2 separate regions of the Mus musculus genome follow, and region 1 is linked to region 2. A link is a loop called in an ENCODE intact Hi-C map of the cell type or tissue named here. Cell type or tissue: heart. All regions are shown on one strand. Region 1 overlaps Cmtm8 (CKLF-like MARVEL transmembrane domain containing 8). Region 2 has its middle 21 kb from the start of Osbpl10.

Region 1 (8,000 bases), 160 kb before region 2:
GGTGCACCTCAGCTAAGGGATCAAGAATTCTCCCACCGGACGTGGTGGCCCACGCCTTTAACTCCAGCACTCGGGAGGCAGAGGCAGGCGGATTTCTGAGTTCGAGTCTAGCCTGGCCTACAGAGTGAGTTCTAGGACAGCCAGGGCTACACAGAGAAACCCTGTCTTGAAAAAAACCAAAAAAAAAAAAAAAAAAAAAAAAAAAAAAAAAAAGAATTCTCCCAGTGTCAAAGGCACGAGCCAGGGACTGGGCATGCCATGTCTTCTATAGCAGGAGCAACCTTCGGGTATAAGGCTGACCTAGGGGCAGGAGGCTAGGAAAGGCATGTCACTGAGGGAGAGGGAGCGGGGCCCCAGCCCTGGTGGCTGCTGAGAGGGTGGGGGGAAGGATGTGGCAGACAGAGCTGGCTGACCTGCAGACATTCACTTCTCCAAAGTCACCAGCTCTGGCCAGCAAGGACTAACGGACATTCAGCTACTGGAAGGGACAATGGCTTTCCTTTCCTTTATGTATATTCATCAATTTTCATTTTGACATTAAATCTCACGTAGCCCAGGTTGGCTTCCAACTCATTATTTATCTGAGAACCCTTTAGCCTTTACCTCCTGAAGGCTGGGATTGCAGGTGTGCACACACGGTTTTTATGGGGGATCGGACCCAGGGCTTCATGCACACTAGGCAAAGACCCCACCCACTGAGCTACATGCCCAGACCCACCTCCATCACTTCTTTGTCCTCTTTCACTAGGTTGTCACAGCTGCTATTTTATGAAAGAATCAGCTATTTTTGAATCCAACATCCAAATGAGTCTGCCCTTCCTAGTGTCCTAGGGGAATCAGGACACTGACTCCCGGGGCCCTCTGTGTGCTCCTGGTCACAAGCACTTGCTTGGGATCACTTTCAGACCCAGATCCAGATGTCTGAAAATGCCAATGGAGATTCTTCGCTTTGGGGTGTGGGGAAACAACCACAAGTTAATCTGTTTTGAAAGTGAAAGGAGACTTGCCTCTGGTTGGGTTTACTTGAACTCTAGAGGCAGCTCAGAAGGAAGAGGGGCAGGGACACTTTGAACAATGAAGGCAGTGTATGAAAGCCCTCGGACCACAGCTCTCAAAGAGGATGGCCTTCAAAGTGCGGAGCCAGATGTGTGTGTGTGTGTGTGTGTGTGTGTGTGTGTGTGTGTTGGAAACAAACATAGTAAATCGGTATGCCTTTTGAGTTCTGTTTTATCCATGTAGTACCACTTTTAAAAAATTTTATTATCATTTTAAGTGATGACCTTGATGACCTTGAACCCACTGTTCGGCCAGCTTGGCTTCAAACTTGAGGTCTTCTTGCTTCCATTTCCCATGTTCCGAGAAATTGCTAGAATTATAGGCATGTGCCACCATATCTATGTGTCTGTTTGTCTATGTGTCTGTCTGTCTGTCTGAAACAAGGCCTAGTATATTGTAGACTGATCTCCAACTCTATATGCAGCTGAAAACGATTTTGACTTTCTGATTCTCCTGCTTCTACTTCCCAGTGCTGACATTATAGATGTGAGCCACCATGCCTATGTATGCGGTGCTTTGTGTATGCCAGGTAAGTGCTCTCTCAACCGATAGGGCACTTCCAACTCCCTAGCAAGACTGCACACTCTTGCCAGAAGACTGTGTGATCACTGTTGTCTAACCTGTGGATGGCGTGCTCTCTGGAGCCAGGACAAGAATCCAAACCCCTTAACTATTCTTGTTTCCAAGTGGGAAGACACTCACTTTACTCATCTGTGTTTCTGTGGTGCTGGGGTTTAAATACAAGACCAGGAACATGGCAGGCAGGTGCCTTGCCCTGCTCTACTCCGGACCCATCTACCACACTGTGTGTTTTCTTTGCAACAGGACATAGAGACCAAAGCTTCCCACACTCCGGTTTCACCCAGACGCCTGCCACGTGTTTGTTTTAACAGCCTGGATCCTTTTTCTTTAGTCGTGCACATAGAAAGAAGGAAGGAAATCAGGAGACACTGTTGCCCTGACCCACCTGTTTGCAGGTGACACTGAGTATCGTGACAGAATCCAGCTTTCCTTGACTCAGTTTGTCTGGGAACCTTGTTCATTCCTAGGTGTGCTGGCTTCACTCTCAGGCCATCGGGTAAGCAGGGACCACCTACTGCTGCTGGCTTCTCCAGCACTGGCCTGCCCCACGTGAGCAGAGGTGACCCCAAATCCACAAGAAGAGACACCTGCTGTCCCACCTCACGGCCCCAGGCAGGTGCCGCCCCTGAGACACCTGCTGTCCCACCTCACAGCCCCGGGCAGGTGCCACCCCGAGGTGTCCTTACCACTGTGGTCCAGGGCACCTGGGGAATCCTGGTGTAAGTCAGGGTGATGTAGACAATGAGGAAGAAGACGGTGAGGACCCAGTAGAAGACAGCCACAAACATTACCCAGCCAAAAGCAGGGACTCTAAAATACTCAGTGCCAGCGATGAGAGTCCACACCAGCAGTCCCAAGACCTGCAGAGTAGCAGAGGTGGTGCAGAGAGGGGGGCGGAAAGAGAGAGAGTGAGATACAGAGGAAGTCATTAGTCACAATGCCCCACACAACCTGTACATATTATACACACATGCCCACCCATGTAGACATATCCCCAATATACATAATAAAAACATTTTAAAAAAGATTTATTTATTTTTATGATTACACTGTAGCACACCAGAAGAGAGCACCAGATCCCATTACAGATGGTTGTGAGCCACCATGTGGTTGCTGGGAAATGAACTCAGGACCTCTGGAAGAGCAGTCAGTGCTCTTAACCCTTGAGCCATCTTTCCAGCCACGACCCGCTCTCCCCCTCCGCCACCCCACCCCCCCCCCCCGTACAAATCCTTTCACCACATCTCTAAGCTGTGCAGCAGTCAGCCTGTGCATCATATCCCAAGAGGCAGCCCCTGGAAAACGTGGGGCTTTGGCTGTGGTGTAGTGTCACCCAGGCCAGCCTCCCCCCTTCTGTGGTAGCTTTCTTTGTGCTAAACAAAGTAGTTTGGCCTCCTGGCCTTTCACATCACAGCCTGGGTTATTTTAGACAGAGATAGATTAGAAAAGAAAGCAGGGACGGCAGCTAGCTCCGATCTGCTGTGATGCTTTAAATGGCCAATTTGGAGAGCACGCCTTTTGTCACTCAGTGCATTCTGGGAAATTCTGCGGTGAAGCTGTTATGTTACAGAGGTCAATCAGAGCCATCTGGGTTAGCAACGTGCTCCCTGAGCACCTACTCTCAATTGTGTGTGATGCTGGGCACTTAGGTCACAGATAGGAGAGAGGCACAGCGTCATTAAACCTGTCATGTGTTAGACACACTATTCAGGTCTGACCAACGATGACTGTGACTAGATACAGCTCATGGCCTGAATCAGATGATGATGATGATGATATTAATGGTGGTGGTGGGATGTGTGAAGACCAGAAGTCAATTCTAGGTGTTGTTCCTCAGGAGCCATTCAGGGTCTCTCACGGGGACCCCGGGTTTGTCACTTCTGACCTCCTGTCTCTGCCTCCTGCACATGCCTGTTTCTTTTTGTGTGAACACTGGGGATGGAACTCAGGTCCCCATGTTTGTGAGACAGGTACTTTACTAATGGAGCCACAACCCCAGCTCACACGACCTGTTTCATGCAGCAGACAGACACAGCCCTGCTCTTTGCCTTGCCCCTTACCTGTGATGTCATGCTTAAAAGACAGCCTCAGGCATGAAGCCTAAAATAGTCACATTCACAGAAAATGTCTGCCAGCTCCCACTTCACACCCCACACTCTCTGCTTCAGAAAATACGTACGCAGGCACGCACATATGCACGTGCACACTTGGGGTTTTGTCTTTTCAAACAAAGCAGGTTATTACCACATGATGCTGGAGACCGTAAGAGAAAGAAAAGTGCATTTCCTCCTGGGATCCACATTGACTCCAACCTGCTGCCTCCCCACATCTGCTCAGTTGTCCCCTTCAGACTCAGGGACTCTCTTCCAGCCAGCCCTTTATCTCTTCTGTCTCTCAGAGTCTGTCAGCATGCTCGGCCACCACCTCCATTTATCCACTAGGGGGCACCCGCATACTGCTGATGGATGACCAGGCCAGCGGAACCAGGGCAGACCAGGGTGGGCTGTCTGCCCAGTGTGAAACAGAGGTGGTGGAAGGACTTGACTTCCACTGTTAGCATCGGTTGCCACATATTGCCTGAGAAAAGGATGGACTGATGCAAAGACTTAATCCCCATGTCCTTGGACTCTGTGTGATGTTCTCGCAGAGATTTTACTGAGGTGTGCTTCAAGAGCTACAGCAGAGCCACTAGTGAATGCACCCAGGGGCCTGGGGCCTTGGTGGCATCTCTAACAAGGCACATGGGCTCTCTGTTTCCGGTCTTGGAAGTGAGGAAATAGAGGTGTAGGATTTAGGGGTCTGGCTCCGAGATGGGGAGAATCAAATTTGCCTGATGAAGGCAGACTTCAAACCATATGGCTCTTGTTCCTACTCTGAGGGGGTGTCATGAGGACGTCTGTCCCCTAGCCACAGTGGTGCTAAGAACTTGGGACTTAGTTATTCTGACATTTCATGATCAAACAAAGATCTATATGGAGGCTGGACCATGGGACTCTGTTATTCCCAGCAGGCAGTGCGACAGGACTCTGCATACAAGGTGGGTGTTAAAATATGTCTAAAGACTGACTTTAGGCAGCATCTGTGACCCGTCACCATGGACACAGCTGCTTTTGAATTCTCCGAGCTCCTGTAAGGAACCCCGATAGACTCACTGCCTCACTAAAGCAGATCCGCATATGGCCTTTTGTCTGTACCCAATCTTTGGTGAGTGGTGAGACCACAGAGAATAACGTTACCAGTATACCAAGTTCCATGGAACTCTGCAGAGGTTAGCGGTCTCATGTTTATTCCGTCCATGAAACATAACCAAATGCTCTGCCCAAACTGCACGTTGGCAGGAAGAACTCATGGAGTCCTTGGTGGTAAAAGAGAGGGTCAGGGGCCTGTGCCTGGAATTAGCACCACGGTGCTCCAGAGAATGAAGTGATGCAGAGAAGTTGGCACACACTTTTTGGTCATGGCTGCATGGTGAATGTCGTGGGCTTTGAATCCCATACGGTCTCGGTCCCAACCATTCATTTTGCTACTGTAGTGTGGCCACGTTTTGTGGGAACTTTATTTACAAACAGGGTAGGCTAGATTTGGCTGGCAGGCTGCAATTAGCCAGGCTCTCCAAGTGTGTGGTCCCAGGCAGGGAGGTCCAACGTCAGCTAAGAACACAGACATGCAGATTCCATCTAGACCTGTCATTCAGCAATGCTGGGAAGAGGCAGGGCAAGGGGGTCACATTCCCTGTGCTCAGGCAGCTCAAGGGACTAGCCCCTCACTCACTCCCCGACCCTTCCCCTTTCTTCTTCCCTCCCTCGATTTTTTTCCTTTCTCCTTTCCCATTGAACAGTTCACACCTCAGGGGCTTGAGTGTGTGAGCTTAGACTCTGACTCAGTTAAGGTTTCTACTGCTACAATGAAACACCATGGCCAGAAAGCAAGCTTAAGAGGAAAGGGTTTATTGAACACCCTTCTACATTGTAACCCATCGAAAAAGGAACTCAGGACAGGAATTAGAACAGGGCAAGAACCTGGAAGCAGGAGCTGAGGCACAGGCTGTGGAGGGATGCTGTTTACTTGGCTTGCTCCCATGGCTTGTTCAGTCTGCTCTCTTAGAGAACCCGAGACCACCATCCCAGGGATGAAGCCACCCACAACAGGCTGAGCCCTCCCCCACCAATCACTAATTAAGAAACTGCCTTCCAGGCCTTCATACATCCTGGTCTTATGGAGGCCAGTTCTCCACGGTTTTCTCCTCTCAGATGACTTTAGCTTGTGTCAAGCTGACATAAGACTGTGCAGCGCCGACACTAATGACCCAGCTCTCAGATCTCCCAAAGAACATGCATCCATCACAGCAAGTGCTGTCAGTCAGTGAGGGATGCTCTGCTCCCGTGCGGGTCACCAAAGGGCAAGGCCTCAGACAAACCAGAAGGTCTGCAAGAACAAAGGATCCTGTGGTGAGGACTCTGCCCTGATTTCCTGATGCTCCAAGGCTGGCTCTGAGTGTTAAACCTGGGTGAAGCATTTTGATGCCAACCTGAAGCTCGGCTCTAGCTGACTCAGCATTTCCCCTCTGTGGGTGGTGTTTTCTTCTCTGACCTTCCCCGAGCCTCTGAATAAAGTGTTTCAACAACAACAACAACGGAGAAGGTGAGGGAAAAGGAAAGGGCTAAAGGAAGAAAGAGAGACACGGGCTCACAGAAGGAATGAGGGCTGAGGACTAACCTCGGCTGGTAGAGCACATCTCTAGCCAAGGTGTGAAGTCCAAGGTTTGATCCCTCACTCCACAGAAAACAAATGTGGTGGTGGGCACATCTGTAACTCTAGTTATATCGGAAGTGGAGGCAGGAGGATAAGAAGCCCTCAGCTTGGGGCTGAAGAAAAGGCTCAGTGGTTAAGAGCATGTATTGAGCTTGCAGAAGACCTGAGTTCAATTCCCAGTGCCCACACTGAGAGGCTCGCAACAGCTGGTAGCTTCAGGGGAATTTGATACCTCTGGCCCTCAAAGGCATCTGTACTCATATACATGTGAGCGCACATATGCCAACACGCATACACATATACATACACCCACACACATACACATATTCCCACACACAGGCACACAAACACACATACTCATACACATATACCCCACCACAAACACACATGCTTAAGGGTATATATATATATACACATATATATTCTTATGACTATATACATATATATATTCATAAGAAGCTCAAGTAAAATAATGCCGAAAAGCATCTCCTGTCCTGTGGAGAGCCACTGGCTCCCACTGCTGTGCTCAGCCCCTGCTCCATTAGCCCCTGCATGAGATGTCGCTCTCACACTGATCTGGGTTCTTTGAGAAAGGATGGGGGTCTTTTCCCACAGTCTTTCTGGGCTCTGGATGAGGCTAACTGGGGAGGAGAGGGGAGGAGTGTGACTGGAGTGCAGAACCACCAGTGGTCTCCAAAGCCATCTGCAGCCAGTGGCAGCGCCCAAGTCCATTGTCTTGTGCCCAAGAGCATCAAGGCAATCAGGGCAGGGCCGGAGCAGAACATAGATTCATTAAGGAAGGAAAGTAAGAAGGAACTCCTGAGAGTGGGCAGGCCTCCAAGCATAGGTCTGAAGATCTTTCTGCCCCAGAGCCTTTTGGCAGGATCCACAGGTCCACATCTTCCATGTATGGTTTTTTGTTTTTTGTTTTTTGTTTCTAGATTCCACATGAATTTCGAGTTTTTGTTTTTTTTTTTTTTTTATTGTCTATTTCTACAAAATGTGGCATTGAAACCATGCAAGGGACTGGGATGCCCTGAATAGACAGACAATTTCCTTCCAAAATAATGTTTTAAAACACACGAACTATGTAGCTTCTAAATCTAGGTGGGGCACACATTTGAAGCAAGCCCTTTCTTCCTCCCTAAAAGATGCCATCCGACTGCTCTTAATTAAAACAGACTTGCAAGGCCACGGGGAAGAGACAGATTCACCAGAGAACACAGAGAAATCCCCTGGATGTCTCATGGCTCTATGACCTTGTCTCCGAGCGAGCTTTAACGTCCTTCCCCAGATTCCATCTATAGTCAGCACAGCTGTGAAAAGCTGTGTCCATTCACTCTTCTAGCTGCCGAGAGTGCAGGTCAGGAAGGTTAGCAGACACCAAGACAACCAGTGACCCCGAGCCAGGCCAAAGCATACACGCAAGACAATGCAGCCCCCTGTCCTTGACAGGGTGCGGTGTCGCCTGGGAGATGGGGCGAGCGGAAAACTAAAGCGGCCGCACAGCCCGCAAGGGGTCAAGGAAGCAGGTTCATGGCAAGACAGGCTGATGTTCATGCATGGAGTGTCTGAATTCCAGGTATCAGCGTTGAGGACGCTGGCAACGC
Region 2 (8,000 bases):
TTTGTTTTTGTTTGTGTGATGTGATTTTTTTTTTAAAAGGGTCTTAAGTAACTCAGGCTGGCCTGGAACTCCTGCCTGAGATTACAGGCGTGTACCACCACGCCCAGTTTAGAGCCTTACCTTCATCCATGGCAGACAAGTACTCTGCCAACAGCTATGTCTCAGTCCTCTCGTTTATTTTCAGTTTTTTTCTCTTCACATAATTTAACTTATAATTTTTCGCAAAATAATTTATAGTTTCTGTTTTGTACTCTTGGGCTTTCTGGAATTATGCTTTGGGTCAATGACCCACCTGCTGTCTGTTTCCCTCCTCAGCCCTCGTCCCCTGCTGTCAGCAGCTTCCAGATACCAGGCGTCAATTCTCACCGAGCTCCGCCCTCCCTTTTTTTTGTGCCTTGCTACTTTTTGTCAGTCTTTCATTCCCTTGTTAAAATCTATCAGATTAGCTAGGCATGCCCGTAATCTCAGCATTTGCAGAGTTGAGGAAGGAGGACTACTGAGAGTTTGAGGAAAATGTGAGTTCAAGTCTAGCCTCGACTACATACATAGAGGCCTCAATGCCAGTCTGGTTTATAGACGATATAGCCTTGTAAAAAAAAACAAGAAAGCTGGGTGGTGCACGCCTTTAATCCTGACACTTAAGAGGCAGAGGTAGGTGGATCTCTGTGAGTTTCAGGCCAGCCTGGTCTACCTAGTGAGTCCATGTCAGCCAAGAGGTAGTGAGACCCTGTCTCAAACCCACAAACAAAAATCCTAAAAACCAATACCCCCAAAAGCCAATAAATAAATAAAAGAGCAAGGGGAATCATTTGATGTTAGATTATCATTCCCGTTCGCTGGTGTGATCCAGCCTAAGTGTTTTCCATATAACTTATGGATTGCTCATAAAATTTTATCATTGCTTTAAGAAAATTTAGATACTATAATTTAGCCTCCAACCTTCCTCTTCAACATAATCCCCACTCCCGTTTTATGACACCGGTTCTTCTGTCCTTATTTAAGGGTTTAATAGAGCCGTGTTTGAAACTGGCCAGAAGGCAATTTCAAGAAAGGGTGGCAGGCTGCTGTTAATGGGCACTCTCAGTATTTACTGCCCTCAGACAGAACACGACTGTTATTATTATTAAAAATCATATGTTGATTGCCATGGGTCTCCCCACAGCTACAGAGACATAAAAAATCCAAAGTGTGCCCCCTGCCCTATTAGCTAGCAAATAAAAATGTGCTTCCAAAAGGTTTTTCTGGCTTTGTTTAAGATATTTGCTTTGGGGGATGAACCCTATGGAGTGAGTGTGAGGGATGGGCCCTATGGAGTGAGTGTGGGGGATGGGCCCTATGGGAGCAGGATGATGTATCTGCACTCTGTATGAATTTCTTCTTATCAGTACTTGCTCCATCAGACGGAGCAGACTCTGCAGTGGGCACACCCAGGACCTTTACAGGGTGTAATGTAGATTCATGAACTCAAAGCTTACTTTGGGTGTGCGCAGCTCCCAGCTCTAACCTCAGAGGCCAGAGTCATATGAAATTCATGGGAAATGCACTTGTGGTCCTACTCAAGGGGCAGAGGCAGGGGGATGGCCTAGGCTATATACTATGGACTCTCTGAAAAGAAAATCAAAAGGCCAAACCCCACCCAACACAAAACAGAAAAGCCAAAACCAACCAACGAACTGGGGACCAAGTAAGACTACTGGTAATAAAATAAAAAAGTAGACACAAACGCCAAGAGACTGGTGAGAGGGCTCAGCTGGTAACGGCACCTGCTACCAAGCCTGAGGACTTGACTTGTTCCTGAGGCCCATGGGGTGGAAAGAATAGATTCCTGGAAGTTGACCTTTGACCTCCATATGCATGCACGGGGGCATGAGTGCTCCCCATAAATCAATAGAAAAATTTAAAATCTGGCAACAGTTGCTGGATTCTTTAGGTGTGCTAAAAGGCATGGATTGTGCCTCACAGTGGGTGAATTTGATGTTAAATTATATCCCGCTGAGGCCTTAAAGATAAAAGATAAATAAATCTCTCATGCTGTGACAAACTGGAGATTCTTGATCAAAACCAACTCTGAGCCATGAACAGTGACACCTTGTTATCCCAGCTCCCAGGAGGATCTGAGGTCCGGGGAAGTCCAGGCAGCATAGACGGGGTCTCCGAAAACCAAGCATCAAACAGACAGAAAGCTTAAAACAACAGCTAAACCTTGCCTAAGTGCATGGGTATCCAGACCCCCGCCTTTTCACGTATTCTTTAAATACATTCATCTATTTTCATGCTTTGGCAGGGTCACACCCATGCGGAGGCCGGAGAACAGGGTGTCAGGAATGGACTTTGGTCCTCAGACTTGTGGACAAGCTCTGTCAGCCCCTGCGCCCCAGATTACTGCCTTGTAGATGATGTGGTCAATGGCTGAGCTTCAGGAGAGCAGTGCCTCCACCATCTCCGGGTTCACCTGCGAACCCGCTGGCTCAAGGCCCTGGGGCCGCCACAGTGTAAGGCTCACAACTGTGCCTCACCACTGAGACTCACCCACTGTCTCACCACTGAGACTCACCACTGTGTCTCACCACTGTGCCTCACCACTGAGACTCACCACTGTGTCTCACCACTGTGTCTCACCACTGTGTCTCACCACTGAGACTCACCACTGTGTCTCACCACTGAGACTCATCACTGAGACTCACCACTGTGTCTCACCACTGTGTCTCACCACTGTGTCTCACCACTGAGACTCACCACTGAGACTCACCACTGTGTCTCACCACTGAGACTCACCACTGTGTCTACCACTGTGACTCACCACTGAGCTTCACCACTGAGACTCACCACTGTGTCTCACCACTGTGACTCACCACTGAGCCTCACCACTGAACTTCACCACTGTGTCTCACCACTGTGTCTCACCACTGAGACTCACCACTGTGCCTCACCACTGAGACTCACCACTGTGTCTCACCACTGAGACTCACCACTGTGTCTCACCACTGAGACTCACCACTGAGCCTCACCATTGAGACTCACCACTGTGTCTCACCACTGTGTCTACCACTGTGACTCACCACTGAGCCTCACCACTGAGCCAAACCACTGTGTCTCACCACTGAGACTCACCACTGTGTCTCACCACTGAGACTCACCACTGAGATTCACCACTGTGTCTCACCACTGTGTCTCACCACTGAGACTCACCACTGAGATTCACCACTGTGTCTCACCACCGAGCCTCACGTGTGTCCCTGGTTAGTAGAAATGGATGTAAGCCGGGAAAGCAGGCTGAGGAGGAGCAAGGCTGTCCAGCTCATGTTACTGATGACAGGATCAAGGGGAGACAACACAGGGAATAGTATGAAATCACCATGGTCCTTGAGAAGAGACAGATACTAATCATTTCTTTCATGTATTCACATTATTGAGGGGACACAGGACATCAATGTGTAGCCTAGCCTGGGAAAGACCCTGTGTCCAAGTCTCTCAGTGTTGGAATTATAGGCATATGTCCCCAAGAATCCAAATAAAAATGCTGGCTGTGGTGGTAGGATTGTTAAAGAACTGGGCCAAATCTTTTTAGGAAATGAACTTCCAGCATTTAGTCATTTACACCTGGGGACAATCGACCCTCAGGTGTTGAAAGTATGAACACAGCTCTGAGAGGCTCGCTCCACCTTTGACAGTGATCTTTCCCCTCACAAGTTCCTCTCACTACAGCCTTCTAGGGCGGGTCTCCGTGTGTTATGACTTCCGTCTACACAGTCATAGAGACTTGTGTGCAAGTGCTTTCCATGGCTCATTTCTCCCGGAAGCGTCATTCTCTGAACAAATAGATTATAGATTATGACTGCACCTATGAGAGGCCTCCTGTTTTTGGAGTGGTCTCCAGGATGTGCCACCATTGGTAATCCCTGGAATTACGTCCTGGGCTAAGGATACAGCTTAGAGATGGCCAAGTGGCCATAGTATTGAATCGAATGGGATATATCACCCCCTAGTGGTGGAATAGGAAAACAACCCCAGGCTTTGCCTCTGTCCCAGCTACTGAACTGTGGGTTAGCCAGGAGGTCAGTTTGTAGAACTCTAGTGGGGATTTTTTGTTTTGTTTTGTTTTGTTTTGTTGTTGATTTGTTTGTTTTTTATTTTTCGAGACAGGGTTTCTCTGTATAGCCCTGGCTGTCCTGGAACTCACTTTGTAGACCAGGCTGGCCTCCAACTCAGAAATCCGCCTGCCTCTGCCTCCCGACTGCTGGGACTAAAGGAGTGTGCCACCTCTTCTAGTCGGGAATTTGACAGTGATGTTTAAAGTTTGAATGTGGCAGTAACTGCAACAGCCTCCATAGTGACTCAGACCTTCCCTGAGTGGCGCTTACCCATTCAGAAATGGCCCACTTCCATGTCTGTCTCTGTCTCTCTTTTCATCCTTTCTGTGAGACCACAGTGGGACAGATTCCAAATTTATTCCCTGATGTCTGGTTTCAGGATGAAAATGCCTCACATGTGGGAAGGGCTTGAGGACAGACATCTAGCATGTTCCCATAGCTCCAGTTGCTTGAAAGTGCTCAGGACTTTGAGACCAGCCTGGATGGTGAGACCCCAGACTCCTGTAACTTTTTTTTTTTCAATATAAAGATTTATTTATTTTATGTATTTGTCTTCAGACACACCAGAAGAGGGCATTAGGTCCTAATTAGGTTGGAGACAGCCCAGGCTGTATTGTAGGAAAGCATATACTAGTTCAAATTCTGGACCATTGTAAGTACCCCACCACCACCATCCAGAGAACGTTTTCTGATTTCCGTATCTATAAGGAGGAACTGGGGGGATGATCCAATGGTTAAGGGTGCTTACTGCTCTTGCAGAGGACCTGGGTTTGGTTCTCAGCACCCACAAAGTAGTTCACAGCTACTTATAATTCCAGTTTCAGGAGATTTGAAACACTGTTGTGATCTCAAGAGGATATGGTGCATACAAACTCACACGGGCACAGACACTCACACAGGCACACACCACACACACACAATTTACTCACTCACACACACAGGGATATACACACAGGCACACACCACACATACACACACACATTCTCTCTCTCTCTCACACACACACACACAGGGACATACACAGAGGCACATACACTCACATGCACAGACACACACACTCACATAGGCACACACACATTCATTCACAAACACAAGGACACACACATACACACTCACACACACACACTGAATAAACAGATCTTAAAGATAAAGTGGAAGGAAGAAACCGAGAAGGGAGAGGTACAAATGGGGACAAGAGCCCATAATATTGCGGGATAATAACAATTATATGGGACAGGACACCGATCATATTGATGTGTCTAACTAGTGCAGAAAGACATAAAAAAGAAAAATGAGATATATAAGAGACTAAGGCAGAGATAAAATTGTCATTATTTTTCAGTGATATAAACTGTATGGAAAAACCAATAGAATCAATAAACAAACTATTAGAATCTAGGAGTTTATTGATCTTGCTGGATGAAAGATCTCTTTGCGTGGCTCAATAGGCTTCATTGCTCTTGTCTGGGGAACAGCACAAAACTGAACAGAGATCGTGGTGTCATTCACAAGCCCGGAGGTTATGAAGCACAGGGAAGTACAGCAGTACAGAGGGTTTTCTTTATTTGACTCTTGCATCCTTCCTTCCTTCCTTCCTTCCTTCCTTCCTTCCTTCCTTCCTTCCTTCCTCCCTCCCTCCCTTCCCTGTTTCTTTCCTTTTTTCTTTCTTTTGGTGTGTGGGTGCGTGTCTAGTTTCCTTCTCTTGCTGTGATTCCAAAACCTACTTAGAGAAAGAGGTTTATCTGGCTTACACTTCCAGGTCACAGTTCATCACTGAAAGAAAGTCCAGACAGGAGCTTAAGCAGAAACTTCAAGCAGAACCCATGGAGGAATGCAAGTTTGTTGGTTTGCTCTTTAGCTTGCTCGCTGGCCCGTGCTCTGATAGCTTTCTTATGTAGTCCATGCCCACCTGCCTAGGGATGATGCTGCCCACAGTGGACTGGGCCTTCCTACAGCAATCAAGGCCATCCCTCACTGATATGGGTATAGACCAATGATCTGGGCAAATGACCTTGGATTTCTGACTCTTCGGCCTGCACTTTCCAAGGCTAGGATTACAGGCAGGAACAACCACACCCAGTTTATACTGTGCCAGGGATTAGACCCAGAGGCCTTATGTATACTAGGCAAGCACCTAATTACTGAACTACACCACCCCCTCCCCAGCCCCGAGGGTTCTGGGACAGCCTCACGTAGCCCAGGTCGGCCTTGAACTCACCATGATTCTTTTGCCTCTGCTTTCCAAGTGCTGGGGTCACAAACACACATCACAGTGCCCAGCTCACTTCTGTAGGTTTTTACAAGGATACCAAAGTATCCTAGAGGGAGAGGGGAGAAGGAGTTGCCATTAAATGGGACAGGATGAAGCAGACAGATGACAGCTCATGCCATGAACTGGGGAATGTAATTAACTCAGTTTTCCCACAGCTGCAGAAATCCTAATGCATTTTTTTTTCTGGTCTACAACATAGCCTGTGTTGGGCTCAGCATGATCTCATTAACTGCTGAGTGTCTTCAGGGCCCAAGAACAGCTACTGAGCTTTTGGCTCTTGGTCATCTGGTACCTGATACAAAGTATACGTGTTCTATCAGGTTTTTAAAAGCTACGTTTTTAAATATATGTGTATGTTTGTGTGTCTGCACACATGAGTCCAGGTGCCCTGGGAGACCAGAATATGGTTTCGGATCCCTCTGGAGCTGGGGGTACATGTGGTTGTGAGCCACCTGATGGGTGCTGGGAATGGAACTCAGGCTCTCTGTAAGGACAGTAAGACAGCCAACTTGGTGGTGCACACCTTTAATCCCAGTACTTGGGAGGCAGAGGCAGGCAGATCTCTGAGTTCCAGGCCACCTGGTCTACATAGGGAGTTCCAGGACAGTCAGGGCTACATAGAGAAACCTGTTTCAAAAAGTAAACAAGCCGACAGACAGAGATACAGACAGAGTATTAGCCAGTAAGATCTTAACTGCTGAGCCACTCCCTAGCCCTGTGTAGAGAGTTTAAGAGATCAATGTCTACATTTCTTAAAAACTTACAAAAGTGTCTTCCTCCACCAAGACCACAGCACCCGGAAACAAGATTTTCCAGTTTTCTCACTGTAGACCTTTTAAGGCTCACAATCAACAGGGAAGTTCTGTGGTTTTGTCCTAGGTCTGTGTCTTTGGGAATGGCTCCTTTCTTTCCCCTCCTGGTCTCCCCGGCTCATGCTTGGTCCTCTTAGTCTAGGCCAGGAAGTCAGGTGGCAAAGGCAGTATGTTCTGGCCCTTTGATGGGCGGGCAGGCTGGCCTACTGCCTGTCACCCAGCAAAAGCAGGCCAGCAGCTGCTCAGCCTTAAAGGCAAAGTCCCCACCTGACCTTCAGAGTCTGTGCAGACCTGCTAAGGCCCAGACAAGCCATTGCTTGTGTGGCTGATGTCTCCTTCTCTTCTTCTTCCTCTTCCTCCTCCTCTTCTTCCTCCTCCTCCTTCTCTTCTGTCATGTTGTTAGTTTGAGACAAGATCTCACATGGTTGCCTAGGCTGGCCTTGGATTTCTTGCACTATTCCCATCTCAGCCTCAAGTGTGCTTGCTGCTTACCACGCCTTGTATACCCCCTCACACACACCCCACCTCGCTCCCAGGGTTCTTGTAGCCCAGGTTGGTCTCAAACTTGCCGTGTTGCTTCGGCTAACCTCCCCAGCCCTGACATTGAGGTTTTTTTTTCCCTTCTTGTTTCAGTGAAGTCTGATACCACAGTCCTGCTTCTCATTTCTAGACTTCAACAAGGAAGTGTTTTAAATGAAACAACGGGGGATGAAGACGATTACATAATTAACTGTAAACATTTTCTCCTGCCTGGCTTCAGAGGTGGTGGTTTCTTAAAGACACTGGTGCTGGGTCTGCTGTTTGTGAAGCACTATGAATGATAAC

Evidence for each region. A loop is a pair of places that touch in the nucleus more often than their neighbours do. Peaks named below come from ENCODE experiments on the same cell type or tissue, not always from the same donor. Only the 100,000 strongest peaks of a DNase experiment are listed, where the experiment ranks them.
Region 1: it touches region 2 in a loop (7-fold over the local background); 16 of 42 quality-filtered maps call a loop at or near these places.

What each region holds. Positions count from the first base shown.
Region 1 is chr9:114,793,717-114,801,716 of GRCm38, forward strand. It overlaps Cmtm8 (CKLF-like MARVEL transmembrane domain containing 8), which reads right to left. Exons shown (of 4, transcript NM_027294.2): 2 at 2,325-2,498. Among named protein-coding and RNA genes, the nearest start is that of Cmtm7, 16 kb to the left of the region's middle. In heart, no CTCF peak of the experiment used is centred here; a DNase peak (open chromatin) is centred at 4,075; H3K27ac peaks cover 1,073 bases.
Region 2 is chr9:114,953,204-114,961,203 of GRCm38, forward strand. No RefSeq gene overlaps it. Among named protein-coding and RNA genes, the nearest start is that of Osbpl10, 21 kb to the right of the region's middle. In heart, a CTCF peak has its summit at 3,989 (motif pointing left); a DNase peak (open chromatin) is centred at 7,358.